Linked DNA regions of Mus musculus: regions 2, 3, 4, 5, 6 and 7 are each linked to region 1. Evidence: chromatin loops called from intact Hi-C (ENCODE). Cell type or tissue: left cerebral cortex. All regions are shown on one strand.

Evidence for each region. A loop is a pair of places that touch in the nucleus more often than their neighbours do. Peaks named below come from ENCODE experiments on the same cell type or tissue, not always from the same donor. Only the 100,000 strongest peaks of a DNase experiment are listed, where the experiment ranks them.
Region 2: a loop joins it to region 1, with 5 times the contacts of the local background. A loop is called at or near these places in 13 of 42 quality-filtered maps.
Region 3: a loop joins it to region 1, with 4 times the contacts of the local background. A loop is called at or near these places in 2 of 42 quality-filtered maps.
Region 4: it touches region 1 in a loop (7-fold over the local background); 25 of 42 quality-filtered maps call a loop at or near these places.
Region 5: it touches region 1 in a loop (2.5-fold over the local background); 2 of 42 quality-filtered maps call a loop at or near these places.
Region 6: it touches region 1 in a loop (7-fold over the local background); 4 of 42 quality-filtered maps call a loop at or near these places.
Region 7: it touches region 1 in a loop (8-fold over the local background); 22 of 42 quality-filtered maps call a loop at or near these places.

The regions. Positions count from the first base shown.
Region 1 is chr19:22,302,075-22,306,074 of GRCm38, reverse strand. It overlaps a transcript of Trpm3 not described here. Among named protein-coding and RNA genes, the nearest start is that of Trpm3, 140 kb to the left of the region's middle. In left cerebral cortex, a CTCF peak has its summit at 1,532 (motif pointing right); DNase peaks (open chromatin) are centred at 1,602 and 2,912; H3K4me3 peaks cover 311 bases; H3K27ac peaks cover 290 bases.
Region 2 is chr19:21,732,326-21,736,325 of GRCm38, reverse strand. It overlaps Gm41818 (a long non-coding RNA gene), which reads right to left. Exons shown (of 3, transcript XR_003952858.1): 3 at 3,995-4,000. Among named protein-coding and RNA genes, the nearest start is that of Gm41818, 11 kb to the right of the region's middle. In left cerebral cortex, a CTCF peak has its summit at 1,932 (motif pointing left); a DNase peak (open chromatin) is centred at 1,935.
Region 3 is chr19:21,651,195-21,655,194 of GRCm38, reverse strand. It overlaps 1110059E24Rik (RIKEN cDNA 1110059E24 gene), which reads left to right and starts at 2,404. Exons shown (of 4, transcript NM_025423.2): 1 at 2,404-2,588. The coding sequence starts at 2,487. Abhd17b (abhydrolase domain containing 17B) reads right to left here and starts at 1,886. Exons shown (of 4, transcript NM_146096.3): 1 at 1,602-1,886. In left cerebral cortex, a CTCF peak has its summit at 1,891; DNase peaks (open chromatin) are centred at 1,497, 2,198 and 2,671; H3K4me3 peaks cover 3,453 bases; H3K27ac peaks cover 3,127 bases.
Region 4 is chr19:21,776,164-21,780,163 of GRCm38, reverse strand. Cemip2 (cell migration inducing hyaluronidase 2) reads right to left here and starts at 1,824. Exons shown (of 24, transcript NM_001033759.2): 1 at 1,378-1,824. In left cerebral cortex, CTCF peaks have their summits at 1,952 and 2,552 (motif pointing left); DNase peaks (open chromatin) are centred at 1,867, 2,558, 3,366, 3,815 and 3 more places; H3K4me3 peaks cover 2,200 bases; H3K27ac peaks cover 1,505 bases.
Region 5 is chr19:22,137,212-22,141,211 of GRCm38, reverse strand. It overlaps a transcript of Trpm3 not described here. Among named protein-coding and RNA genes, the nearest start is that of Trpm3, 310 kb to the left of the region's middle. In left cerebral cortex, a CTCF peak has its summit at 2,195; a DNase peak (open chromatin) is centred at 2,161; H3K4me3 peaks cover 926 bases.
Region 6 is chr19:21,911,331-21,915,330 of GRCm38, reverse strand. No RefSeq gene overlaps it. Among named protein-coding and RNA genes, the nearest start is that of Cemip2, 130 kb to the right of the region's middle. In left cerebral cortex, no CTCF peak of the experiment used is centred here; no DNase peak of the experiment used is centred here.
Region 7 is chr19:21,569,452-21,573,451 of GRCm38, reverse strand. No RefSeq gene overlaps it. Among named protein-coding and RNA genes, the nearest start is that of Gm38486, 25 kb to the left of the region's middle. In left cerebral cortex, a CTCF peak has its summit at 2,081 (motif pointing left); DNase peaks (open chromatin) are centred at 2,066 and 2,446.

The sequences.
Region 1 (4,000 bases):
AGAAACATGCATAAAAGTGTGTTATGATGATCTGTTAGTCAGACCCTGAGGACTCTCAATAGCAGACGGAGGAGTGGCTATAGCCTCAGACTTTAAGTCAAAACAAACAATACCGATCAAACCAAAATTAATGTATTTCTCTATAAAGACATTAATTCATGTTAGTAGCCCAACAGTTCTTATTCTTTATGCAGTTCTGTGGAAGTTTATCTATAAAGTCTGCCTTGTTGGTCTGAAAAAAGTATGTTTAGTTCAAGCGGTAGTTCAGGTCCAGTGATGGGGAGCCTGGTCCAGCCACCTCATGAATCCTCTCATCTCTCGAAGAACCGTTTCTATTACAAGTCATCACCACTCAGACTTCTGCTGAGTGGTGAGAGTTCTCCTCACACAGAAGACAGCACCAAGCAGACCAAGGATCCCGTCTAACGGATGATCTGCTGAGACACAGTGTGTCTTTACACCATCATTTAGAAGCTTGTCTACTAGAGAAACACCATGGTCTATGTAACACAGTTTTTATTTACACACACTTGTACATGCAGACACACACACACACACACACACACACACGGAGACACAGACACAGAGAGAGAGACAGAGACAGAGAGAGCTCCCACTGACCAATATCACTGAATTACGCCATTAATTCAGAAGAAAGTAGAAAATTGGTGATTTACTTTATTTCAAAAACTTAATTTCCAATGCCTTTCTGTCTATTAGCTATTTTGTACTTCAAGATTGAACTAACCTGTTTGCCCAATAGATGATGCAGTCTACCTTTTGTGTCTTCAGGCTTAGATTATAACACAAGTGTCTCTAATTATGAGTCTCATCTGTTTTGACCGTTAACACCCACATTTCTAAACGAAACTGAAGATGCTCTTCCTCAAATGCTGCACTCATGAAAGTGCTGGTTAATTTTGCTATTAAGAAATTGTGCATTAAAAGACTGACAAGATGGCTCAGAGGTTAAAGGCAACTGCAGCCAACCCTGAGGATTTGAGTTCAATCCTCAAGACCCACAGAGTGGAAGGACCAGATCTAAGTGCACCCAGAATTCACAGCCACATAGGTACATACATGTGCACACACAATAAATAATAAAATGCAGTAAGAACTTTTAAGTGTTCTATAGGTTAAACAGTGCACACAGCTAAGTAATACAAGAGAATATTCCCTCTGGGAAAAGATGCAAAAAACGGACAAACTTCTAATTAGGAAAAAATACTTGGAAATCACATGAACTTTGTATTTACATATAGTGCATATTAAAATTTTGTTCAAAATATTTTTCATTGTCAAAAATTGAAATTTTCAAATTTTTATTACTGTTTCCTTAATGCCAATTTATTTTAAATCAGTCATAAACAGAAGCAGATTTTCCAAGATTCATGAAGTGTAGGAGGTAGGAAGGAACTCAGTAACGGTTCCACACATCGTGTGCTGGTAAAATGGACGTAAATGGGTACTTTGCATTTTTTTGTTTAAAATACCAGCTTCCTCCTTTGTCAGTTCTGGGTAGACAAGATTCTTCTGCAAGAAAGCATTCCAGACTTGCATTCTTAGAACTAGCCACGAGAGGGCGCTAGAAGCATTACATAAAGATATGTTGCCTATTCCCCCCCCCCCCCCCCCCCCGCCCCCCGCCTTTTCTTTTCCTTTCTGTATACTCGGGAGTGAAGACAGTATTGCTCTCAGCTGAAAAGCTGCCACTGGGAGACGGGTGCAGAAGAAATGTCTTGTACTGCTCTGCGGTCGGCAATCCATTTACTTGGCAAACTCAAAAGTGAAGCAAGGCCCAGCTTGTCCCTGTTTAACAACGTCGAATGAAAGGCCATTTCATCTCAGGGCTGTTAAGTCCAAATCGAATAATACCTAAGCTGCTTGGGCCAAGCCATCTCAAGTGCTCCGGCACCAGGCAGGGCTTTCTTCGTTGATGCTAAGCACCAATTCCCCCGGTTCTCTCCCCAGCATAGAACTTGATCCTGCTGAGTCCCCTGGCCCACCTTCCCAGCTGGAGTTTCCAAATCAAGATTCAGTGAGAACTCTCACCAGGCTGGCTTGACAATCACTCTGCAGGTGCAAATTAACCCATTCGCTTCATGAATTTCAGACAGTGCCTTACATGTTTGCAAAAGGAAAATAATGCCACGGCAAAAAATTACACAGTCTAACTGTGACTTTTCTCTAAATCCTATTTCTGCTAATGTAACAGTCACACCAGAGATCTACCCCTAGGTATCTACGACCAACCAGATCAAGGGCCAAACACCTATTCCTGAGTACGTCTGACGATGTGGCAGATGCTAATGCACTTCCATTGGCCTGTGATGGACGGAGGAGAGGTCTGGGAGCCGCTGCAACTGTGTAAGGTGTCACTAGACTGTCTGAGGGTACCATTTTTTTTTATAGTTTTCTAATCAACTTGTTGCTAGTAAGCAATAGTAATTCACATTAAGCAAACAGAGGGAGGGCGTGTAATTTATTCAAAGCTCCTGCAATCTGTTTGTTGCAAGCAGCCAGGATCTTGCTGTGATCTGCCCTTCATGTGCAAAGCTCACTTTGCACAGTCCATCTCCCTTCCTTAGGGGAAATCTCTGCACAGAGCCTCCAGACTATTAGCACACATTTTCTTCCCTACATCCCTAGCTGACAGAGCTTACTTGACTAAGAAAGCTGTATTTTTCGAAGATAAGCCCAAGCAGGAGCCACAACCTTCAGAGGGGAGAGCAGAGATGCAACAGAGCCCTGTGTGATGAATTCCACCCAGTGCCTCCTGGAGGGGGCTTACTGAGAGCAGGCAGTAGATCATCCGTTCACTGCCCGCTTCTCACACTTGATCTAGTCCCGTTCTTCGCCCCCCACTGTGGATCACAGCTACACAGCCTGCTTCCTGCTTTCCAGATTGCCAACCTCTCTCCGCACGCACGACATCCCGGGGGTTGCTCTTACCACACCCACAGGTTTTCCTATGTTTAATTCAAAACTCAAATGTCACGTCTTTCAGCTTCCCCAGACACCACTTCCAGTCCTTGTGCCTGTACTCAATCTCTCTCTCCATCCTTCTCTAGGGCGAGGCAGATTTCTTAACCTGGGGCTCTTCTGTCCTGCCCTAATGTGCACCCAGAGCCCAGAAACCTTTCTTTTTCGAGCAGTCTTTTATTAGGTGCTTGGTAAAGAACTGATTTGCGACTTGCTGAATGAGATTATTCTTAAAAACTTACTTACAACAAAACAAAACACCAAAAAACAAAACAAAACAACAAAAAAAAAAAAAAAAAAAAAAAAAAAACCAACGGGCGTAGTGGCGCACACCTTTAATCCCAGCACTCGGGAGGCAGAGGCAGGAGGATTTCTGAGTTCGAGGCCAGCCTGGTCTACAAAGGTGAGTTCCAGGATAGCCAGGGCTATACAGAGAAACCCTGTCTTGAAAAACCGAAAAACCAAACCAAACCAAACCAAAACAACAACAACAACAAAAAAAAAAAAAAAAAAAAAAAAAAAAACCCAAAAAACCCAAACCTTACTTACATTAAATAATTAGCATATGGAAACCACAATACAGTTCTCCTCCTTTAGAGATTAACTATCTAAGTGAGGAGTCTGAGAGTAATAAGTGTATTGTACAAGTGTCAAAAACAGGCAGCAGGATGGTGGCCTGGAAGGCTCAGTACCCAGGCTTCCCCTTCTATGCTTAGGGACACACCAGTGAGCCTTCGTGGCCGCCTGTCTAGACTCGGTTTGTGCATCATTATGCTATCGGTACACAAAATCCATATTATTTTGGGACAGGAAAAGGAGGAAAGCATTAACTCAAAGGACAAAGAATGTCTGTGGCATTGGAATACACAAGATGCTATATGAGCATTTAGCAGCATCAGAAAAGAATAAGCTTGTGGCTGGGGGAGAGAGAAGGGCCTTTGAAAGGCAACTGCTGGACTTTAGTGCTCGCCAAAGGTCCCAACAGAACCTTACACAGAAAACATAACCTCCCTGCCTA
Region 2 (4,000 bases), 570 kb after region 1:
TCCTATAATCTCAGCAACCAGGAGGCTGAGGCAGGAGAAACAGGAGTATAAGGCTAGCCTGTACTACTTGGTGAGATCCTGTCTCAAAACCAAAAACAGAAAGGAGTTTTCTGAGGCACAAATACAGAAGACAGAGTTTCAGCTTCAAGAACAGCATGTGCAGAGGTAATAAATTAAAATCAAGTGCTGCGGCTGGAGAGTAATAGAGGTGGGGACTGCCAAGCTGTATGCATCAGAAAAGGTAAGGGCTTTAGGCATCCCCAGAGCAAAGCCAGGAAAGCACGTTGTGCTCTCTCTCTCTCCCTCTCCCTCTCCCTCTCCCTCTCCCTCTCCCTCTCCCTCTCCCTCTCCCTCTCTCTCTCTCTCTCTCTCCCTCTCTGTCTCCCTCTCTATCTCTGTTTCTGTCTCTCTCTTTCCCTCTCTCTCTCTCTTCCTCTACTTTTCTTTCTCTGTCTATATCTCTGTCTCTCTGTGTTGCTGTCTGTCTGTCTCTGTGTCTGCCTCTGTCCATCTGTCTGGATCTTACTATATACTCAGAATGACTTTGAACTCACTGTGATCAGGTTGTTTTGATCAACTTAAAAATCATTTTTAAGCTACAGAAAAAGTTGCAGCAATAAAGAAATTTCATGGTGGCACATTTGAGAGGCTGAGGCAGGAGGATTACAAATTCAACGCCACCTTGGGCTACAAAGTAGGATCCTGTCTCAAATATCAAACCAAAATAAACAGAAACAGATTTCATAGAGAACCACTCCAATTGCTAACACTTGCCATTCTCTCTGCGTTTGTGTCCACACTCTATTCACGGGACACTTTGACACTCAATAAATCACATATGGTCACTGAAGTGACTTTTTAGCTCAGTGATAGATCATTGAGCTGGTGTCCATAGGTCTATTGTCCGTGCCTAAGATCAATCCACAGGCTTAGAAAAAGGAAAGAGCCCAAAGATAAGATGCTCATGAAGATAGGAAGGGGTAGTAGGTGTTCCTCTAGAACTGCAATAACGGGCCACCAGATCAAGGCAGCCTTCCTTTTTAGGTGGAAGAGAGAAATGTTAGGAGAACACTTTTCCCAGGTCGGTGCATCTGAGGGAAACTCTGGTTTGAGGATTTGGTATCTTAGTGGTAGAGGCTGTGGCAAAGCAGAAATTAGTGATAAAACAATAGAAGGTGTATAAATATTGCCTATATACACATACATAATCCTGTTTGTATGATAAGCATGATTTCAAATCCTTTAGATAAATCAATTATTTTAACTCTTGTAACAATCCTTCAAAACTAGATAAGCTTCCTGTGTCTGGAGGCTCCCAAGAAGGGACCAGACAAGAGAAATGTACTGTGATGGATTATCTTTAAAATTGTGCCTTGTTTGGTCAGAAACCTTAGAAGTTAAGAGAACTGGCTACTCTTATAGAGGACCTGGTTTTGTTTCCCAGCACCTACATGGTGGCTCATAACTATCTATTACTCCTGTTCTAGAGGATCAATACCCTCTTCTGATTTCCCTTGGCACCAAACTCACACAGACAGGCAGGCAGGCACACATGCATACGTGCAAAACTCATACACACAAAATAAATATGAAACATTTTTGAAAGAAATTTGGAATATTTCACCTCCATTTACACCAGGGGATAGCTTGCTACTCTCCAGACCTCCAACCTTGGCTGAAGCCTGTATTCATCTCTTATGGAAATTCATGTCTGTAAAGGCTTTTGGTTATATATTATATTAGCATCGTCCACATCAACAAGAACTAACCTAAAATGTGAAGAGTAGGAGATACTTTTGATTACAAATTGCTTTTGAATTCGATAAAGCAAAGTGAGGTCCAGAAATGACAAGTCATTTTAATTTTTATTTAAAGATGTAAAATGGTTTAACTATCACTGGCATGAAAGCCAGTATTTCCCAAGCGCCCTCTTGTGGCATGGATTAATGATTTCCAAATTCCTGTTAGATGGAGACCAGGGAAGCAGATTTCCCTTTTCCGTGCTGGGCACTGAACCCAGGGCCTTGCACTTCCTAGGTGAATGCCTGTGCACTATAGTGCACACCTGACTCTAGCTGTGTAATCACAGTGATTTCGGTTTAGCTGCTGTGGAAGCCTGCAGCTTAAAACCTTCTCACTGTCCTGGAAACGCTGGAAACAAATCTTTCAAAGGCATAAGAAAACAGATAATTTCTCATGTTGTATACAAAAGATGGAAGACAGCTAGCTCAAGGCCACCAAAAATGTAAATGCCAAGATGAAGAGCAGAGCCCTTCACAGTGCCTCTGTGGCCTTACTTGCAGCATGATGAACTAGAAGAACACTGTCTGATCTAGTCCTCCTCAGAGTGCTGATCTGGGAACTCTATGAGTTCTGCAAAGTTCCCTGTACCGCCATTGCCTCTGACAGAGGACAGCACAAGCGAAGTGGACAAGAGAGAGTCTTTGAAGATCGACGATTTCCTTTGCAGTACTCAGCATACCCCAAAGATGGCCTTTAAGGAAGTGAAGGGAAATAAGCAGGAGAAAGCAGACCTCACAGGGTGCTGAGTTTATTTTCAAGAATTAACCTGTAACTGACACTTGGCAATGCTGGGCATCAGCTCCCCATCCCTCAGATGTCAGGGCATTGCGTGTTGTTCTGTGTTCTGTGGGCCTTTGTCACTTGAAGGTGAAGCTGAAGCCAGACGAGTCTAAGTGTCTGGGGTCCCCGTTACTAGTGAGTTGAGGCAGAAGAATCACTTGATTTTGGTTCTGAACCAGGCTGGGCAACAGATGACTCTTATAAGTAAAGCTGAGCAAAGGAGAAATAGCAACCAAGACAGAAATAGGAAGAGAAACAGAAAATGCAGGGAAGGGGCTGAAGAGATGCTCAGGGAGCTGGCTAGGTGACTGCTCTGCACTGTGGGGACCTGAGCTTAAGGATACAGTCATGGTGGCATTCTCCTGCACTTTTACCTTAACATGAGGAAGGCAGAGACAGGAGGATCCCAAAGACTCAACGGGCAGCTAATGGGGTTGAATCGGTGAGATGCAGCAGGTTCAGTGAGCTACACACACAGTCTTTTCAAGAGCAAAATTGCTTTGAGTATCACAAGAATCTTTGAACTCTTTGATCAGGGTGGGGAGGGACTGCTAAAGACTGGGGAGTTTCTGAAGTTGGATTTAATGTATCTCAATGGAAGGTCATAAGCCTAGAGGAGCCAGGGGGAGGAGGGATATGGCTTGGACATGCAATATTCTCCATAGGCCCACATGTTTGAAAACTTGGTGCTCAACTTGTGCTGCTGTTTGGGAAGGTTGGGAAATGCTTAGGAGGTGGAGCCTTGATGGAGGAAGTGGGACACGGGAGCTAGACTTTATACACTGACCCATCTTCCTATCCCTTCTCTGCTTCCCATGTGTGGATGTAGCATGAGTATCCAGGCCCTATCCATAGTACCACGCCTTCCCTGCCTCCTGCCATGTATTCCCTGCCATGACGGACTGTATTCCTTTGGGACTGTGAGCTAAAAGTCAACACTTTGTATTTATGCTTCGTTTGTGAAGGAATTTTACCACCACAAGAAGACAGTGTCTATGATATGATATATTCAAGTGAGGACCGTGTATTGCGCTGCCCTTTAAGTGATATTTAATGAATCTCACAGTGTGATATAAATGAAGACTGGAGTAAGCTCTACTGGAATTGGTCATTTTCTTAGTGCTTCCTTGGGCTGAGTCAATAAGGAGGTCACACACTCCCTGTACACGCTCACTCAGCCCAAAGCCCAGCCAGAGAGGTGATCATGTGTGAATGTCCAATCAGAGAAGTGGTTACATGTGCTATACGACTAGCTCACGATCCTCCATGGGCAAAGCCCTTAATCACAAGGAAAGTAAGCCATGTTTCACACTCACAATTACATTTCGCTCGGATGGTTTTTGGGTCCTCTGCCCAAATCTACTTTGTGAAGTTTTGATCTGCTCTGACATTCCGAGCTGGCCTTGGGGGGGGGGGG
Region 3 (4,000 bases), 650 kb after region 1:
GTGTCAGGTGCCCTGGAACAGGAGTTAGCAATGGTTATGAACCACCATGTGGGTCCTACGAAGGGAACAGAGGTCCTCTGCAAGAGCAACAAGTGGCACATTTTAATAGTTCTGGATTATGAATGTGGACACGGATTCAGCCAAGAACCGCATGCCTGGGGTTGTAGATCAATTCAGTGATAGACTGTGGACTACTGAGTTTATTAAGCTACTAAAACATTATCTTGTCCCAGTACTTTACGGTAAGTCTATGCGTTGGGGTGGGCAAGAGCCTGCTTTTTCAGCTGTCGTTTTATCACAATGCAAAATGAGCGATGGTACTCAAGTAAACAAACCACTTATTAACCAGTGTATTGTACACCAAGGGACAAATTTAAAGCTTCCTAGCCTACTGAAAATCTAATCCTATCCTTGCCAATTAACCTTATTAATACTAGAGTAGGAGAAGAGAGAGAGGTCAAAATACGGTGAAGGCGCTACTAATTTCCTCCAAGATCTGAAACAGTAACGAAGGCATAGCAGATATTGTATCCATTTTCAACTTCCAACACCTTCGCCTTCTCCGTTTTCCATTGGTAAGACACCGGCACCGATAACAATGGTGATATTCAAAATACTGCATTGGCTACGAGTAGATTTATTACCCAACTGAATCCATGCGCCAAGTATATGGACACACATTCTCTAAAATAAGTGTTGATTGAAAATCCCCGTTAATGTAAACAAATATGTCAATCACAAACCGCACCTAATTAATTCTACTCAAGACTTAGTAGTTTTAGGTACTGCCCCAAGATGTCCAAAATTCTCTTTATACGCTGAAGGTTTGAAAAATGTAAATCCTAGGGATCAAGCAGTATATACTGCACAAGGAATGGAATACCTTTCATAAACTATCAGAAAAAAATTAAAGGTCACCCTTTCCGCGGGGCCCCGTTATTCTAATCCTTACCAAATCTGCTTCACATTGCCTTAAATCAGAGCAGCACTGATGAAACTAAATATCCTGCTTTTGACAGAAAAATCACCAAGATTAAGGCTCTGAACGTTTTCTTCTTTCTCTCTCTCTCTTTCTTTCTTTCTTTCTTTCTTTCTTTCTTTCTTTCTTTCTTTCTTTCTTTCTTTCTTTCTTTCAACAGAAGCGGAGGGAGGTTAAACTCTCCGAACGTCCTCCACACACTATAATTTGACACAACTTTCCTGGTTTAATATTAAATACAATTTCAAACAGAACTCTCCAACTTTCAATTCAAATCCAACCTCTCCCTCCTTGAGTTCTCAATCAGAGATGATACAAGTTCAAGCCATGGAAAGCAGCTCCCGCGACAAGCGGAGCGGGATACCCAGCTCAAGCTCCGGGCGGACTCCATCTAAAATCGAGGCTGGCGGGACCCGGACACCGAGCCGAGAGCGAGGGCCCGAAGTGGCCCAGATCCAGGGAGGGGAGCGGCGGCCCGACCCCATCTTGCGGTCCTCCCTGCGGGCGAGGAGGCCCGGGACGCACGGCTCTCCGCTCGGTAGCTCCGCTCCGAAGCCACCCGGCCTGGTCCCCAGCTCAGAGCGGCGACCCCCCGACGGCCCAGCAGCCCAGCCCCACGCACCTGCAGCTGGGCGGCCGCGGCCGCCAACGCGCTGTCCTCCGCGGGGCGCCGCCCGCCGACTCTGCGCCCGCGGCCCGGCCCGGCGAGGACGCGAAAGAGAGCTGCGGTGCCCGGGCGCGCTTCGTGGGGCCCCTCCACGCGCGTTCGCGTTCTGCTGACTAACGGCTCCGCCGCGAGGGGCGGCCGCCGCCGGGGCTCTCCGGCCCGAGGTCCCGCGCGGCCGTGGTCGCCGTCCGCAGCGCAGGGCCGGTGCTGCCTTCTCCGCAGCCCGCCTTCCTTGGCACCTCCGAAGGCCGCCAGGCGGCGGAGCGCGCGGCCGCGGCGGGCGGGAGCTGGGAGGGCGGCGGGGGGCGGGGGGGCGAGCGGCCCGGTTCGAGCTGCTCAGTGACTGGAGGAGGGCGCCGAAGCTGACCCGGGCTCCGGGCTGCAGGCGATCAGGGCACCGGCCTCGCCCACCTTCCACCAATCACAAACTGCGCAGCGGAGTCGCTACGCTACGGAGCCGGGAGACAGGTTGGGAGCGTTCGGCAGGAGGCGGGGATTGCGGAAAAGAAGAGCCAATAGGAACGGGGAATCTCCGTCCCTCCGCCGTGATGGACAGCCGCGTTCGAGCCAATGGGGGAGTTCTAGATTCGAAGAAAGCCGGACTTGCACCTTGGGTCCGAGGAAGGCTTTCCGTGAAGCCGGTAGTCGAGGATGTGCGGCAAGGCAGAGCCGAGCGTGACCTCCCTAATGAGTCACGTGGGCCGACCTGGGGCTGGGACGGAAAGAGTAGAAGAACTTCTTCCGGGTCACTGTCCTTAGTCTCAATCTGGGGCGGGAACGTCTTTACTCTTTCCTGTAACTTAAAGGCTGCACCGATTTACAGTGCTTGAGATTTTGGTGATGAGTTCCCAGAAAGGCAACGTGACTCGGTCCCGGCCTCAGAAGCACCAGAATACGTTCACCTTCAAAAATGACAAGTTTGATAAGAGTGTTCAGACCAAGGTAGGCCCTTGCCTGTTGTTCTGACTGCCATCCCAGGGGAAAAAAAAGTGACAGAGAGAGGAAAGGGGACAGAGAGAGGAAAGGAGAGGAGTTGGCGAGCGTGGACTGCAGCCCAGTTAGTCTTGGCTGCAGTGCAATCGTGTCTCAAATATTCTTCCCACGCCCTTTCTTTGGCTTGGCTCTGTTCCGTGAATCTATCTGATGGTCAGCACATCTCAGTAGTGGCGCCGAGACTGGATAGGGCAGCTTAAATTCATCCAACCTAAGGTACCGATGGGGCGATTGACGCCTTGGATGCTCCCACCTGGATCACGCCCCCGCAATAAGAAAATGAAATGAAGGCACTCGTCCGAGTGTCTCTTTGCAGCGACTGTTTTTCCGAGAACTCCCAAACCCATAAGTTTGTAGGGAGTACGATCTTAGCGTCACTGTCCTTATCAACAAGATGTTATTTCAGTTTTGTGTTGGAGCAAACGTTTTGGCTTGTGTAAAAATGGTTGCTTGCTGTCTATACAATTAACTTAGCAGGACCTGTGTAAAGTGGAAGAAAACTCAGACTGTTTGTTACTTGAGATATGTATGACTAGTGATTCTGTGAATAGCGATCCCCTTCCCCATAACTGAATGGGGAGCGGATAAAGGCCTTTAGTCGTCCTGGAGGCCAGCTTACATCAGATAAAGTTAATATTTACAGAAACAAGAGCTCAAATTTCCTAAGTTTGTTCCTTGAAGTAATTTAGTAATTTCTGTGACCTTTAGCCTCAGATAAGAAATCTGATAGGATTATTCGGAAGCTAACAGAAGAGTAACTAGTCTGGGACATAACAGGTGGTCAGCAGGTGATTACGTTTAAAACATTAAAAAGGCAATCCATAGTAACTTGTACTCTGTCTTTCTCTTTCATTGTTTCTCAGATATTTAATAAATACCTTTCACGTGCAGGGTTCTAGACCCCTGGTAGACAGTGTTCAAAACTATTGATTCTGCCTTTACGGAGCTTGTAATTGTCTGAGTAATATGGACAGTCAGTCAGCAGATGGATCTGTAATTACAAATTTCAATAGAAGTTGCTAAAGGGAAAGGCAGTTCAGTGAAGAATAAAAAAAAATAGTTTAAGCAGGGCCCTCAGACCACATTAGCAGACACTCGTCCATAAACCTGCTTTTCCTGTATTTTAGAAAAATATTATGGAGAGAAGTTGGTAAAGAAAATGGATTAATCCACAATTTGGCCCGAACAGCAGTGGGAATAGTAAAGTATAATTTCCTCCCACTGCTCTGTAGCCATCTTAAAATCTGTGGAGAGCCTTGAAAGTAAGACTAGACCATACTTAAATATAATTGTGAGATACACTAATTAGACCTTTCCCCAGAGGAAGGAAACTGGGGCCCCAGGTTGTCTCAGCTCTCTAT
Region 4 (4,000 bases), 530 kb after region 1:
GACAAAAATCAGACACAGTATGGGATAGAGTGAGCTTAAAGTCTGAGATAAATTTCCAGCCCCGACTCACCACCCTACACATAAATAAAGAATGTTATTTTAAAGGCAGAAGACACTATCACGAGCTGTCCCATGTTAACTAAATGAACAGCATGCCTGGTGCACATTTTGCTTTGCCCAGAAATGCAAACTCAAAGGGAAAGACAATAAGGGACACACCAGAGTAGGATATGGAGACCAGACCAGTGCTAATGGGTCAAGTTTTCTTAATCTTTAGGGATATATATAATTTGTTTGTATTTGGGTTTAGTGGCCATTTCCAACAGATAAGCCTGGTTGCAATGGGAATTCAGGCTTCCCTTAAGCTTTGATGAAACTCTTCTCCTGCCTCCTCTTCCTCTAAATTTTCTTTTTACTGGTAAGAGCCCTTAAGACTTCTGCAGCCCTTCAACATGTGCAACTGTGTAGCATCAGACTAGTCACCAGCACAAGGGAGTCAGTCCAACACACTGTGTGGTTCAGGAGCAGATGGAAGTTCCTAAAAGACAGGCACTCTACCTTTAACCCCAACTGCAGAAGAAAGGAGATGTGTCAAAAGTCTGTTCTCCTAACCTTCGGCGGAGAATTTAAGGGGAGTGTTTCTGCTCCACAGGGGGTCTGGTGACAAACACCAGCCCCCCAGCAGAGACCTTGGTTTTATTGCTAGAGGGCAGTAAGTAGTATTACGTGAAGCACCTCAGGGTACTCGCAGTGAGAACCCCATTCTTTGCCAGGACCTCCCAACTCTGCCAAGGAACTGTGGTGAGTGAGGTCCTGTGCTAAAAACTGGTCCCCAGCTTTAAAGATGCCCAGATTCTGAAACTGCGCCTTACCACACGGAGCAGGGTCACACCAACTCAGGGGAACAGTAGGAGACAAAGATCCACACTCCCCCCCAAACTTTACACAAGCGTGCTCTTGTAGACGCCAAGGCTCCACAATGCACATTCCATCAATCTTTCACTGCGGTCCGCGTCCCCCACGCAGCCTTTCCAGAAACTTTAGGGCTGTTCACACCGACTTTAAAAGACCCATTGTTAACCTCCCCGGGAACACAAAGTGGATGAAAAGGGGATCAAACCTCTATTCCTAAGGACCCCTTTTCATGGAAGAAGGTTGAGTCTCGGGGCGCTATGTATGGGAGAACTCCGGCGGGAAGGCGCCGGCAAAGGCGGACGCTGGAACCCACAGGATGTTGTGCTTCTCGGCAAAAAAACGCCAGCACAGGGACAGCCAGGCCTCCAGGACGCCAAGGTGCGCAAGTCGGGTCTGCGCCCTCCGGGCCCTTGGGACCGCCAAGGAGGCGGGGCTGGGCACCCGGGACTAGAGGAGCCTTACCTTCCCCTCCCCCTCCTGGCGTCGGTCTACTCAGGTGTCTACGCGATGGCCAGAGGAGCAGGAGCGGGAGCAGAGCTCCTGGAGTCCCCGCGTGCAGATCTCCTCTCCATGGCCAGGAACCCGCGTCCCGCTGCCGCTCTGAATTCAGCGGCAACCTACGCCGGAGGAGAAGCAGTCGGGGCCGGGGAGTAACGCTCCTCCCTCCGCCTTCGCGGCCACCTCCTCCAGCCAGCCCGGCTTGGCGCTCTTGGATCCTTCCCTCCCGGAGGAAGAGGAGGGGAATCGCCGTCCGGGCGGCGCGAGCCTGTGCGGCTCCGAGACAATAGCGGCAGGCAGGGCGCGTTCCCGAGCCGCGCAGGTCCCCGGTTCGGCGGGCGCCGCGGCTCGCTAGGGTCCCTCTAATCAGCCTCCGGCCACACAAGCGCCGGCTCGGCTGGGCCGAGAGTGCTGCGGATTGGGCAGGCGGCCCCGAGCTAGGGAGGCGGGTCAAAGGCGGGGTGGGCGGGGCCTGTTGTCAGAGGGACGAGACCTGCGGAGGCTCCGCCCACCACAAGCTGCAGACGAAGGCTCAGCGCCTCCAGCTGCCTTCAGCAGGAAGGACGCCCGCCAACACCGTCGGCGGCCAGGGTTTCCCAGCGGCTCCTTGACCTTCGGCTACAGATGACTACCTGGGAGTTCAGGAAAAGCAGCGGGCCTGAACCTGAGTCTGTGTACCTCATCATCCCAGCTGAGTCTGATACTGCTTTTTTTGTCACCTCTTGACAAAGTCGACCTGAGCCTGCACCCCTCATCACTCGAAACTGAACCTGCATCTTCTCGGGTCTAGCCAGGCTGCTGAACCCCTATTACCACCACCACCACCACCCCACACACACACACACACACCACCACCACCACCACCACCACCACCACCACCACCCACACACACACACACACCACCACCACCACCACCACCACCACCACCCCTGAGACACACACACACAGGGTTGAACTCTTTTCTCTTCCTTTATCATCCAATAGCTGAGTTCGACATCTTTTATCGCTCCGGAATGAAGCTGACTCGGCATAGCAGTATATTCCCCCAATAATATCCCGCAAGCCCCCCACCTCACTCAAAACTTTCTGAGCCTCGGGTCCTGGCGCCTCGACTGCCCCCACCTGGCCAACAAGGAAGCTGGATTCGTAGCCCTCTCAGCAGAGTCAGTGTGTTCTTGACTTCAGACCGTTGTCCAGTTCTGGTTAGGAGCTTGGAGCAGCCCCAGCATCTCACACTAAGGCCAGAATAAATATACCTAGGCCTGGTCACGCCTTCTGGCCACGCTACTCTAGAGTGGCTGAAGCTTGCAGGAGGCGGAGATGCAACACTGAAAACCAATCCTCAGCCCACCCTACTGCAGAATATACTGGCCGGGTGGCATGAGTAGCCCTGCCACCACCCGGTCCCCTGGAGGAAGTTGCTCTGGCAGAGGAAAAGCCTTTCCTGCAGCAAAGGGCGCGACCTGGCTTGGTCCGTCAGACCACGAGGTCAGGAGCTAATGACAGCTGCCAGATTGCCAAATCCGGACAGTCATCATCCTCTATTTAATTCGGAGTTGGACGTGTCGCCTCTGGGGAACTGTTTCATTGAATACTGTACAGGCAGGATTGTTCATTTTTCAGGCTCACTGTTGTTTGTCTGTCTGTTTGTTTATTTGTTTGTTTTCTCCCCCTTCCAGTAAAAATTCAACCGTGTAGCTATGATACACCAGCAGACAGAAAAAGGAATACCCTATTTCCAAGGTTTGGTTTAGGACTTGGTAGAACTGAACCAATGTTTCCAGACTGGGGCTAATAAGAATCCCCTGAGATCCTAAAAAACTTGGAAATGCCTCAACAAAGCTCTATGGACTGAGTCAGAGGAGTCTGCAAATGTAAATTTTGGCAATGCTTCTGGACCGAACCCACAGTTAACTAAAACCTTGGAAAGATGCAGAAGGAGAAGCTCCAGAGACATCTGAGCCGTCACAAAATCCTTACCCATCTGCCATCTCCAGCCCCAGTCCCTCTTTAGAAGAGAAAAGGGGAGGACTTAACATAATAGAGCAGATGATTCTCTATGACAAACTGCAAAGGAGGAAGGACTCTTAAGGTGGCCTCAATGGGACATGTTTAGAACTCAAGAAGGGAGGATGGGGGCTGGAGATATGGCTTGGGCTCCTCTTCCAGAGGATCCAGATTTGATTCCCAGAAACCTACAGGGCAGCTCATGACTGTCTCTAATTCCAGCTCCAGGGGATCCAATGCCCTCTTCCGACCTCAATGGTAGGTACACAGACATACATGCATGCAAAATACTTATACACATAAAATACTAAAAATAATTTTTAAAAGAGAAGAGAGGCAGGCCACCCTAACATGTGTGTTTGTGTGTGTGTGTGGGTATGTGGGTGTGTGGGTGTGGGTGTTTCTAATCCTGGAAACTACTGGGTATGGAGATGTGATTGGAGTAAGAGTCTTGACTGAGAGATTTTTCTGAGTTGCCTGGGTGAACCCTAACTGCAATCACACTTACGAGAAGGCAGAGAGAAATTTAAAACACAAAGGTGTAGAAGGTTCATGACCAGGGAAGCAGTGGCTGGAGTGA
Region 5 (4,000 bases), 160 kb after region 1:
ACCTTGAAACCATTATTATTCCCTTGCTCCCGTGTTAGCATGAATGTGTCAAGTGTCTCAATTACTAATGAAGTCCAAGTCTTTATCAACAACTCATGAGACCAAAACTAAGATGGATTGCAGACCAAAGAATGACAAAAGCTCATTATCTTTGGGGATTTTTTAAATCTGGTAATTAAATCTTGGCTTAGAGACCTATTTTTGGAGTTTTAGAACAAAATCAATATTGAACTTGTCATGTAATGTGAGAAAAAAACCCACAGGCTTTCACTGCTTTTTAACTGAATTGCTAATATTTCAATTAACAAGCATCACAGAGAAATACTGCCCCTTTGCCTGCTCTTAGCAAACAGAAGGACTTGGTTACTTTTCCAGATGTTTCTGGTTGCCATGGTATCCTAGTATGCCCTCCCTCACACACATTTTTATTCAAGGCAATAACCTCCAAGTCATTTATTGTCACAACAGTGTTAAATGAAGATTTTTGTATGGCCCTGATAAGGGCTGTTCACACACCTGTTGAACAAAATCAGACATGATATAAAAAGCCTCATAGAACAATGTTTAGATGTTTTGTAAGGAGATGAACTCAATTCTTAGTTTACATAAGAGGTAAGAGGTCATTAATCTTTTTCACAGAATTTATCTCAGAAGTCTGTCTTCAAATGAAAATTCCTTTTAAAGATGTTTTCAAGCCTGCATATCTTACAGAATATTTCTGTGGCTAAAATAAAATTAATTGCATGTACGTGGACCATGTCCATGTTCAGATGAAAACCTTGCCCACAAAATGGATCAAAGATTTGAAATTCCCAGATTGATTAATGCTTTCTGCCATTCATTTTGTAAACAAGCAAACAACATAAATAGGCTAAAATCTCATTCTGTGGGATTGCTGTTACATGCTACATTTACGGATACATTTTATCCTTCATTGCAACCCCTGAAAACTAGATTGAGCTAACACTATTCATACTGGAGTCCATGGTATGAGCTAATTTTTTTAATCAATTCAAATTCTTTCCATTATGTAAAATCTACACGATACCTCTGAAAACATAGAAACATGCATGCTGATATTTCCAAGGATGCTTTGGAAGTTAAAAACAGTGTGTTCTCCTTACCCATGAGCAACAGGAGGTCAATACAACTGTCTCCTAGAACAGAGATCTCTTTCCCTCTGTCTGACATGATGGAAAATCTAATATTTCAATATCAGAAATGTAAACGCAGCAAAAGTTTTCATCAACTGTATTTCCACACACACACATAGAGTGATGTTTTAATTTCACAGGAGTCCTTTTATTGCACTAATCAGACATTGAAGAGGCGCTGGCACATGGGGAAACTGCTTTCTGAATGTCGTACACACGTTAAGCCAGAGGCGTATAAGCACCTGGGATATTCTTGCTATTCTCCACATGCAAATGACATTCTGCAAACAATTAACTATACCCATTAAAACAGTGGGGGAGTGAGATAGAAAGAGCAAGTGCTAAGAGAGTAAAAATACAATGTGCTGTTCTTGTTATGCCCCCATTCAGTCGATGTTAAGTGAGTTTGAATGCGGGGCACACACAGACCAGAGGGATACACTCCTATCACACGACGCAGGACAACTCACACACTTTGTTAATTACAAAACTATAATGATCTGACCGCCAGCCCCTCGCCTCTCCAACACTTTTCCCATTTCTGCATAGAAAGAAGACACATCCAAATCCCCTCTTCTGGCTATAGAGGGGGAGACATCCCTTGGGGACCCCTGCTTGCAACCACCCAACACTTTCCCTGTAAGTGACTCCACAAGTTCCCAGGCTCCGGCGCCAGGAGAGCAAGTTCAGCACCATGGACAAGGTTTCTGGCACCAGTTAGGAAGGATGCTGAGGCCCTGACTCTCCCCAACTCACCGGTGTCTGCTGTGCCGGCAGTCCCGAGCGCTTGGTGGACCCCTGCTTGGAACTTAACCTTTTCCACGACTCGGCAAACCTGCCCCGGCTGGCGCTGCGGCTGCGCCTGCGGCTCTCTGCGCTGTCCTCGCGGTCAGAGCAACCTCTCTCCAGCTCGCCCGCATCCCTCCACTTCTTGCCCATTCTTAGCAGCCTGGCCCTTGGCAGTGCTCAGAGCAGCCTGCGCTCAGCTCTCTCCTGCGCCGCCTTCGCCTAGTAGGCTCCCCGCCTGAGTCGGGAGCTCCGTAAAGCTGCCAGCAGGCTGCGCTTGCGCTCGCGATTGGCTCAACAGGGGCTGGGGCTGCGAGCGCCACCTGCGCTCCAGCCCGCTTCCTTATGCACCCCAAATTGCTTTCCACCGGCAGCCACCGCCTTCAAGGCGCGGGAGGGGGAGGCAGGGGGTTCACGGCCCACGCCTGGGGTTGTGGAGCCACTGCTCTAGGAGTTTCTTGCAGTCAATGTGCCCCACCCAGTCTTCAGGCCCTGGGGACCTGGGAGCAGAAGCCTGGGTCACCCACTGGTGAGTGGGTGGAGACTCCAGTTGACTTAGACAAAGAGAGTAAGCCTGAAACTTTATCTGCCTTCCTTTCTCTTTCTTCCTTTTCATCTCTTTGCAACAACTGTATTCAAGTGTCCTTTGGGAGAGTCCAGCTTCATCTGCATGTCAGGTACTGGGCTAATTCTTCCCTCTGCTTGTCGGGCTAGCCCACTGGGCCTCAGACTTGGCTGCATATTGAAGTTTCCTGAATAGCTTTTCATACACACACACACACACACACACACACACACACACACGTGTGCACGTGTTATAAACTGTAGCATGTTAAATGCTGATATTTCCGATTCTGGGGCGGGGACTCATATAATTAGCTGGGCTATGCCTGGGAATCAGGATGCCACAAATTGTAATAGAGAGTGGGGCGTAACTCAATATGATAGAACACTTTCTGGTATATGCAAGGACCCAGGTTTTATCCCCAGCTTCCTAGAACTAAGAAGGAATAAAAGAGAATCCCCCAGTTGATTGACTCTCTTCTCCCTCTACAATTAAGCCCAAGGGTCTGTATTAAGGAGCAACGCTGAGGAGGATTCTGGGAAGAAAAGGGATTGGTACTCTTTCAAGGGACTTGTTTTTCCTCTCTCTCTAGGAAGAAGAGTTTCTGAGTTTTACCCTTTCAGTCCCGAGGAGAAGACACTGGTCAGGTTGAGGATGGTGTGAGATGGGTTACCCATCATGTCGCCTCCTCCTTATGGGGATGCTTCCCTCTACTTTGTCACGAGTCTCATGTCAGTTGTCTTAAACTGTGCGGGCCTCCCGTTCAGTAATGCCTTAACCTGATAAAAAGAGCCACTGCGGCACCACAGATTAACAGAGCCCAGACAATGCCTTCGACGATCAAGGTGAACATAACTCCATGTGAAAGAAATCACCCACCGAGCTGTTCACCCTTTGCAACCTCAGAAAGATACACTTTAGTTTCTTAATCAAATAAGAAGAAAGCATTTCTTTAAAAAACAAAAAGCACGTAAGAAGGAAGGAAAGAGGTTGCAGAATGCTGCAAAGAACAGAGTGCTTCTTTGGTCCTGGCTAGGGGTGGGACAGGGCAGAGGCAGGTTAGGGGCATGGGGAGGGCAGCTCACAACTGAGTTGGCAGAGGCCAGTGTGCTCTTGCAGGGGCCTTGGAATATGCTACCTAGCAGGGATGGCAGGAAGAGCGCTACCCGGCTGTCCCACAGATGTGCCTCTGTGTTTATAGCCTGTCCATGTAAGCAAGGTGGCCGTTTAAAGTAGCACTCTGTGTCTGAAAATCACAAGTACATATTTAAAAAAAAAAAAAAAAAACAATGTTTGCAACATTCAGCGGCATTTAATGAGCAAACCACGGGCTCCATGTTGCATGCATTCGTTTTATATCTAGGTTCATGGATTTGAAATTATTAGGGGCATTTCATGAATTTCCAAATATTCAGTTGATAATCCTCCAACTTATGAAAATAAAATAATCATGCATAGTTTACAAAGTACACGGATATGGGCGCAAAGTACCAAT
Region 6 (4,000 bases), 390 kb after region 1:
TCATGTGCTGTGAATAACAAAAGAAAAAGCAATCCTTTGGTTTACATAAGTAGAGAGGCTTTTCTGTAAGCAGCTCTTTAGCAAACGAAGTTCATGGTAGCAATGAGATTTATTTTGTTTTTTTAAATGAAAACACCATGAAAAACGCTAGTATTTGTCCTTAGGATTGAATTATGTGGTCTTAAGCCTTTTTTTCCACTTTGAATTAGCTTCAAAAAATGGATCCCAGACTATGAAACAATATATTTAATAAATCTCCAAAAATGTCCCAAGAGGCACACTTTAGGCATTTATTTAACTGGTTCTGAGACTAAAGTAATTAACAGTCTTGCATTCTTCCTGGCCCCTTTAATTATAAAGCGAGACCTAAATATTTCATCATCCCCACATGATTAGCATGCTGGTGCAGATGAAAAGGGACGAGGGAGGTCTCTAGGGAACAGGTACTGAGCACTTCACATGTACAATAAACATCCCCAGCCACCATGAGTCTGGACATCTGGTAGAGATTTTGTAGTCATGAACATCTGGAATGTAATTTGTTACATGTAGCAGAAACTGCCTCCCTAAGACCATCTCTACTTTATTCAAAGCAATTTGCAGTCTTATAATCTGTTCACACCCTCCACCTAGCAGCTTGGAAAATAATTTCCACAACGCCTCTTGCAGCAACCCTTAGAGTGTCTCTGTCTTGCAAGATAGCAAGTGGTTACATTTCAAGCAGTTTCCCTCACTTCTTCCATCCCATTGATGAACTCTGGCTTTATAATGAAAGAGACCTTAGATGACTGTCAGGCTTCATTAGTTAATGCTGTCATCTATTCGCAGCCTGTGGACCGGACAGTATATAGGCAGGCACAGCAGGAAGCAGAGGCTTGACCAGGCAGGGAGTTCACTTGTGTTCTGGGCACAGTGTTCCTTTCCTGAGTACATAGACTTTTGCGATTACTTTTCTCACAGTTCCTGTGATTGTTGGGCCATTACAAATGGCTGCTATCAATAAGCATCCTAACCTTTCATTTGTGAGACCCAGCCTGCACTTCCAGGAGATAACAGTGACTTAGATTACAGCACAATGGAAAACCTCTCCCAAGACCTTTCTTGAACAGTCAGGATATTTCAAGAAAAAGTACAATCAGACCTTAGATAACATTTCCTTTCCTTTCTTTGTTTTTTTTTTTTCCCCTCCGTCCTTAAACACAGGGTTAAGAGGGAGCTATTAGATAACATCAATTCTTCTTTAGTCTGGGATGTGGCTGTACTTGCTCTGTAAACCGTGGGGTGCCCACAGGATGAGGCTGACATTTACCTCTGGGTGTGCCTTTCACAGTGCTGTCTAAGCTTGGGTTGAGTTTCATGTGTAATAGTGAGCCCCAAGCTCTTCTCAGAATGACTCGCCCTCCCTTGACACATCCTGAAAGGAAATGTCAACTGGAACTCCTCCATCAGCATTTCTTACCATTGCCAGGGCACGTTTCAGTAAAGGAGAACTCAGTCGGGGCCTTTACGGTCATTTTATGTCCCTTTCTTTGCATCTATTTCTCTTTGCAACAAATTTCTCCTTTGGGTTTTATACTTTAGATTTAGCCTCCAAAGGCAGTTATTATTTGTCTAATAATTGAAATATACCTTTATTGCCAGTGAAAAGCATGTTCATCCCAGGAAAAAATATATATACATACCTTTGTACTGGGGCCTTCTGAAATGTAAAAGTTGCACATGAGGAGCATACAGTAGGGAAATGGTTTAAGGGTGTTGCCCTCAGTCAGAAGCAGCTGAACTGCTGCTAATCATGGGCCTTCATACAAATGAACCCTAAAGCTGAGAGAGCAAAAGAGGATGTGGAGTGATCAGTGTGGACGTATGCTTTTGCATAAGGAAGCTTGCTACAGTGAATCCTTTGGACACAACAAAGGAAGGAAATCAACCTGGGTGTCTGTAACATGTCACTTACTGTGACAGTGTCTCATCCATGCCTGATCAGGGTGTCCCTGTTTGTATCAGGTCTTTTCCCTTGATAGTACATTTTTATCTGACACACCATGCCTGGGAAATGACAGTATCCTTCGCCCCCACCAGGCAGGCCCAAGCTCAAGACGTCATCGTCATCGGAACCCTCTGTATTTCCGTTGCTTGGCATGGCGCCTGCTGCAGGCTTTGCATTTTTCTCTATTTACTTCCTGCCTGGTTAAGGGAACTCTTTCGAGTCCTAAGTTTTGGTTTCAAGATGAATTAACAAAGCTTAGAGAAAAGATGAGACTGAGAGGAAAATGTGTTTCATAGCTCAATGCTTAGAACCAGAATTTTTAAAGCCTATAGAATTCACCTGTCCCTTGCCACCAGAAGAATGGAACAGAGGCATATGGGGTGATTCACACGTTTAGACAAAACAAATTGAGTCCTGTCTAAAAAGTGAAATGAACGAAGAGTTGATGTAGAAAGGTTGAAGTAGGAAGTCTGCTTAGGAGATGGCTATAAGTCCAGGCAAGAGATGATGGTATCTCCAACTAGGCTCTCAACATTCCTAATGTTCTTTCATACAGTTCCTCATGTTGTGCAACCCCAACAATACACTTATTTTGTTGCTACTTCATAATTGTAATTTTGCTACTCTTATGAATCATCACATATGTATCTGATATTTAGGATATATATGATATGCCCAAAGGTTGAGACCAGAGGAAAATAATGAGGGTGTAGACAAATAGCAAACAGGGTGTGTGTTGTAAGAGTGGATGGCATTATGAGAGTCAATGGCATTTGCTAATAGACTAAAAGGGAGGGATGAGGTGGGAAAACAACAGAAACAAGAACAAATTCCAGAGTGTCTTTAGTTAGCACAGTTGACTGGTTGGTTTTGTTCCATTCGAACAATAGAGTTAAAGTTAGCACAGCTTCCTGAAAGGGAGTGGGATGGAGGATCAGGCAAGTTGGATTTAAATGTCACATTGGAAATACCTATTCAAAAGTCAGCAAACCAAAGTATCTGTGTTTAAGCTAGAGTTCGGTGAGGAGATTTAGAAACATTCAGAGGACATTAAGGCTGAGAATGGATGGAATCACCTAGAACAGCTAAGTGACCTTCAGGCCTCACTGTGCCACTGTCCCCTGAAAAACTTGAAGGAAAATGCATCACCAGCTCCCACCTCCAAAGCAAACCAGCAAATGTGAGGAAAAGTGTGGAATCAGAACATTAGGAGAAGCAGACCTGGGGCGACATCTATGGATGTACTAAAGCAGAAGTTGGAAAGAGGAGAATCCTGTGAGGGAACTAGAGGCAGAGGCAGGGGAAAGGAAAGTCACACTTGCTTTCCCAGAAGCTCAGACAGAAAGTTCTCCGGATGGATGGATGGATGGATGGATGGATGGATGGATGGATGGATACATGGATGGATGGATGGATGGATGGATGGATGGATGGATGGATACATGGATGGATGGATGGATACATGGATGGATGGATGGATACATGGATACATGGATGGATGGATACATGGATGGATGGATGGATGGATACATGGATGGATGGATGGATGGATGGATGGATGGATGGATGGATACATGGATGGATGGATGGATGGATGGATGGATGGATACATGGATACATGGATGGATGGATGGATGGACGGATGGATGGATGGATACATGGATGGATGGATGGATACATGGATACATGGATGGATGGATGATGGATGGATGGATGGATGGATGGATACATGGATGGATGGATACATGGATGGATGGATGGATGGATGGATGGATGGATGGATACATGGATGGATGGATGGATGGATGGATACATGGATGGATGGATGGATGGATGGATGGATACATGGATGGATGGATGGATGGATACATGGATACATGGATACATGGATGGATGGATGGATGGATGGATGGATGGATGGATGGAGAGACCACTTAGCTGCTACATTACTAAGAAAGATGAGGACCCCACCCTGGGACATCTAGCTTCCGCAGGACTAAGCCCATCCTCTCC
Region 7 (4,000 bases), 730 kb after region 1:
TCCAAGAAGTGGGGAGGCAGAGGTGGGCGAATCACTGAGTTTAAAGCCAACCTGGTCTACAGAGTGAGTTCCAGGACAGCCAGGGCTACACAGAGAAATCCTGTCTCAAAAAAGCAAGCAAGCAAACAAACAAAAAGTGTGTGTGTGTGTAAAACAAAATTAATGAAAACAGAGACCATGGATTTGAAAAAGATCAGAGAGGGGTACACAGGCTGGGATGGAGAAAAGGGAAGAGGAAATGATAGAACTATATTCTACTTAAAAATGAAAACAAAATTTTAAGAAGAAAAACAAAATTACTTTAGTTCATTAGTCACCCGGGGAGAATAAAACGCATGGCGTTGCACCTGCGAAAGAATTATCCACCATCATGATGAATGTGTGCACGCACACGGGTGAATGTAGACTGGTGACAAGAACAGCTTATCCTGAGAAAGTTTCTCTCTCTTCCCCTTTCCGTCGTCCCTTCCCCCCAACCCCCACCCCATTTGCTCCAGTTCTCACACTCCATAGAACTGTGTTGCTTATTCCTTTCAGGATTGCTTCAGCTCTGGCTTCTTTCTCACACCTCCTCGTTAGGTTGAGTGACAGGTAAAACGCTGTTGTCTGAGATGTATCCGGCAGAGAAGAGAGTGGGGTGTGGATCCGCAGCTACCAGAACTTGTTTGAATCCCTCTTGCTCTGTTGCTCTCCATCTAGCCTCCATCTTCTGTGTATCGGGATCTAAACTGATGTTCACGGAGGAGCTTCAAGTGGGTCTGGACACGGCCATCTTCTCCCCATCTTCCTCGCCTCCTACTGTTCTTGCAGTAATCTAGGGCCCTTGGGTGTTTGGGATATAAAGGAGCTTTTTCTGGTCTCCCCTCCTCGAGGGCAGAGAACAACAGAAACTAAATAAGAAGCGGGGGGCTATGCATGGGCATTTAGTAGCTCTCAAGTAGCCGAGAGATGATACATACGGTAACTAGAGATTAACTTTCTTTAAGGGAGGCCTCTTGTGCAGATTTTTTTCTTTCAAGAATGACCAACAGTTGTGCCAAGCCCTGGTGTTGATATAAACACCATTCTGGCCATTGAGCACCGATTTCTAAGAGCTTTTTCATCCTCTTTGACAAGACACTTCGTCCAAGGAAGACACAGTCCAGAGGTTAAATACAGAAGACATCTGTATTTATTAGACTGGGTGCTATCGGGAAAGCTGTAGTTATGTTAAAAATAACATGCGATTCAAAGTTCACAGGATAAATATAGCCAGCTGGGAACAGATGAGTAATGTCGGTATGGTGGGCTGTGCTCCCAACCAGGGGGTGCTGAGTGTTGGAATTCAGTTTTACTTTTGATATTCCTTAGGCATTCTCAAGGTACAAAGCAAAACTCTGCTCTTGGGACTGGAGGCAGACATGACATAAAGAAGGGTCTGTTAAGGAAATAAAAGTGTCCTTCTATTTTACGACTACATTGCTCGTTCGGATTGTGCCGTTCTTGTATTCCGCACTGTGTTTCCATTGACCTTTTCCTGGCACGGCCGTGCTAAAACCTCTTCCGATAATCAAAGTATGTAGACAGCTACCCTGAAGATGGGAACTGGAAAAGACCAGCTAGCATCCAGGACTCACGGCCACAACATATAAGTTGCATGGTTGCTTGGCTTAGCTCTGTCTGTTGTCTTTGCTTGATATGGTGTAGGAATTGAGCCCAGGGCCTCTCCTGTACCCGGCATGCTTTGTCCCAGAGAACTGCCTTTCTCCCAGGGAACTGCGCCCCCATCCCCCAACCTAATTTTTAAATTTCACTCTTTGTTTTTCCTTTCTCTTGTGGACTTTATAGAAAGGCTCCCTTTCAAAATTCTAGCCATTTTACCTATTTTTAAAGAAGGGTCTTAGGTTCTTGTGGATCAGCACAGGCAGTACACCCTGGGGACACATTACTAGTGCACATTCTTTGGTCCACCCTACGGACCTACTGTACCAGGAACTGTGGGAATGGGACCCAGCGACACTGAGTTAACAAAATTCTCATGTTGGCTTGAGAACCACAGTTCCACCAGAACTAAGGGAAATCGCGCCCCCTGGAGGTCGCATGACCACAGCCGCCAGAAGTAGTTGCATCAACCCAAGCAGTCTAGAGGCAGAGAGGCAGCAGGGTTTGCAAATCTTACTGCCTCTCTCCATACAAAGTGACGACTGCAGGCAGCTTCAGAGGCCCGGGATTGATTTAACTATAAAGGATGGTGCCAGTTTGAAGATGGGTGAGTATGGGTGTATTAAAAAATAAATGAGTATTTGCTGATCTGTTTATCGTTTCCATTTCTGGTACTTGGTTCACTTCCGTATTCAAAATCTTGCAAGGGACCTCCATTGAGCCTTGTCTCAAACCTCTGCAACAGGATCCTGTTCTCGTATTCAGCTCTTACTTGCCTCCCACGTGGAGAAATGCTGCTTGCTTTCTTCTGTGTTTATGCTGCCAGGGCAACAGCAGGAGCCGGTATAGGCCTCTGACAACTGTGCTCTTTGCTGGAAGCAGCCCCTGCAGGGCAGGAGCCACCATTGATTCCCTTTGATCCTGCCTTAGCACACTGTTCTTGGTGAGAGGTGTGAAAAATACTTTCAAACGAATACATGGACTAATTCAGCCCGTAGTCTGCATGCGCTAGGCATTTCTGGAATGGCTCAACCGGCTTCCTTCACCCAGTTCCTCTCAATGTGAAATGCCTTATGCCCAAGGTCAATAGGGAATACCTCATGTCTATCTCTAGCCTGTCTAAACCCCATCTGATGAATTCACTGAGTCTCACTGTTTTGGGGATGAGTACAAGAAAAAAATATATGTACATATATATATATATATATTTATATTATATATATTTGTGTTGTGTTGGTTGAGGACTTAACACATACCACATCGCCTTAATTTTAAAATCAGTTTATGAGGAAGATATTATTATTGTTATTATCAAATGTAATGAAATGGATGGAAACAGGGCTTAAATAATTTGCTTAGGAAGTAGAGTGAGAGATTTCAAAGCTAGTACTAAAACCCAGGTTTGCTCTACCCTTAAGGTCAATTGTCTTAATTTAAGTCTACATGGGTAATAGACTAAGTACAGATATTCAAAATGTTCAAACTCAAAAATTATTAATATAAATAGACCATAGAAATCTAGACTGACGTTTTGTTATTCTTTTTAAAACAAGATCTTACTACACAGTCCAGATTTAACGTATATCTCAGTTGTCCTGGCATTACATACATGCACTACCATGTACTGGAAATTAGAATTGATGTGCTAGTCAGCGAATACAAATACACTGATGTCCTGCCAGTTAGGCTTTTCTCTAGGAGCAGAAAAATATAGGGCATGAATAAGGTTGACAGGTCCTTGATCTTTAAAAATTATTTTCTTTAATCCCACCACTCGGGAGGCAAAGACAGGAAGATTTCTGTGAGTTTGAGACCAGCCTGGTCTACGGAGCAAGTTCCAGGACTTCCAGGGTCACATAGAGAACCCCTGTCTTGAAAAACCAAAATCCCAAAACCAAATAAACCTAAAAAGAACTATTTTGCATTGGGAAGATTTGATGGAAGAGTCTGTCCTGGGCAAAATGAAGAAAGCACAGGCCCTGAAGCTAGGGAGACTGGAGGGAACCAATGAGCAGAAGCCACATCCACAGACCCCCATCCTTGCCCTTAGGAGGACTAACTCTGATCAAGACGCCCTGGCATAGGTTCTGTAAAAGAAGGAACCCAGCCCAGGCTGTCCCAGAGTGTAAGTCTATGACCATAGGAGGGAAAGTCAATCCTTTTGGTTTGTGCCACTAACACTGTCCCCAGAGCCTGAAAATGAGTGAGACTTTAGCAAAAACTCAAGTAATCTCTCTCTCTCTCTCTCTCTCTCTCTCTCTCTCTCTCTCTCTCACACACACACACACACACACACACACACACACACACACACACGAGAGAGAGAGAGAGAGAGAAAGAGAGAGAGAGAGAAAGAATA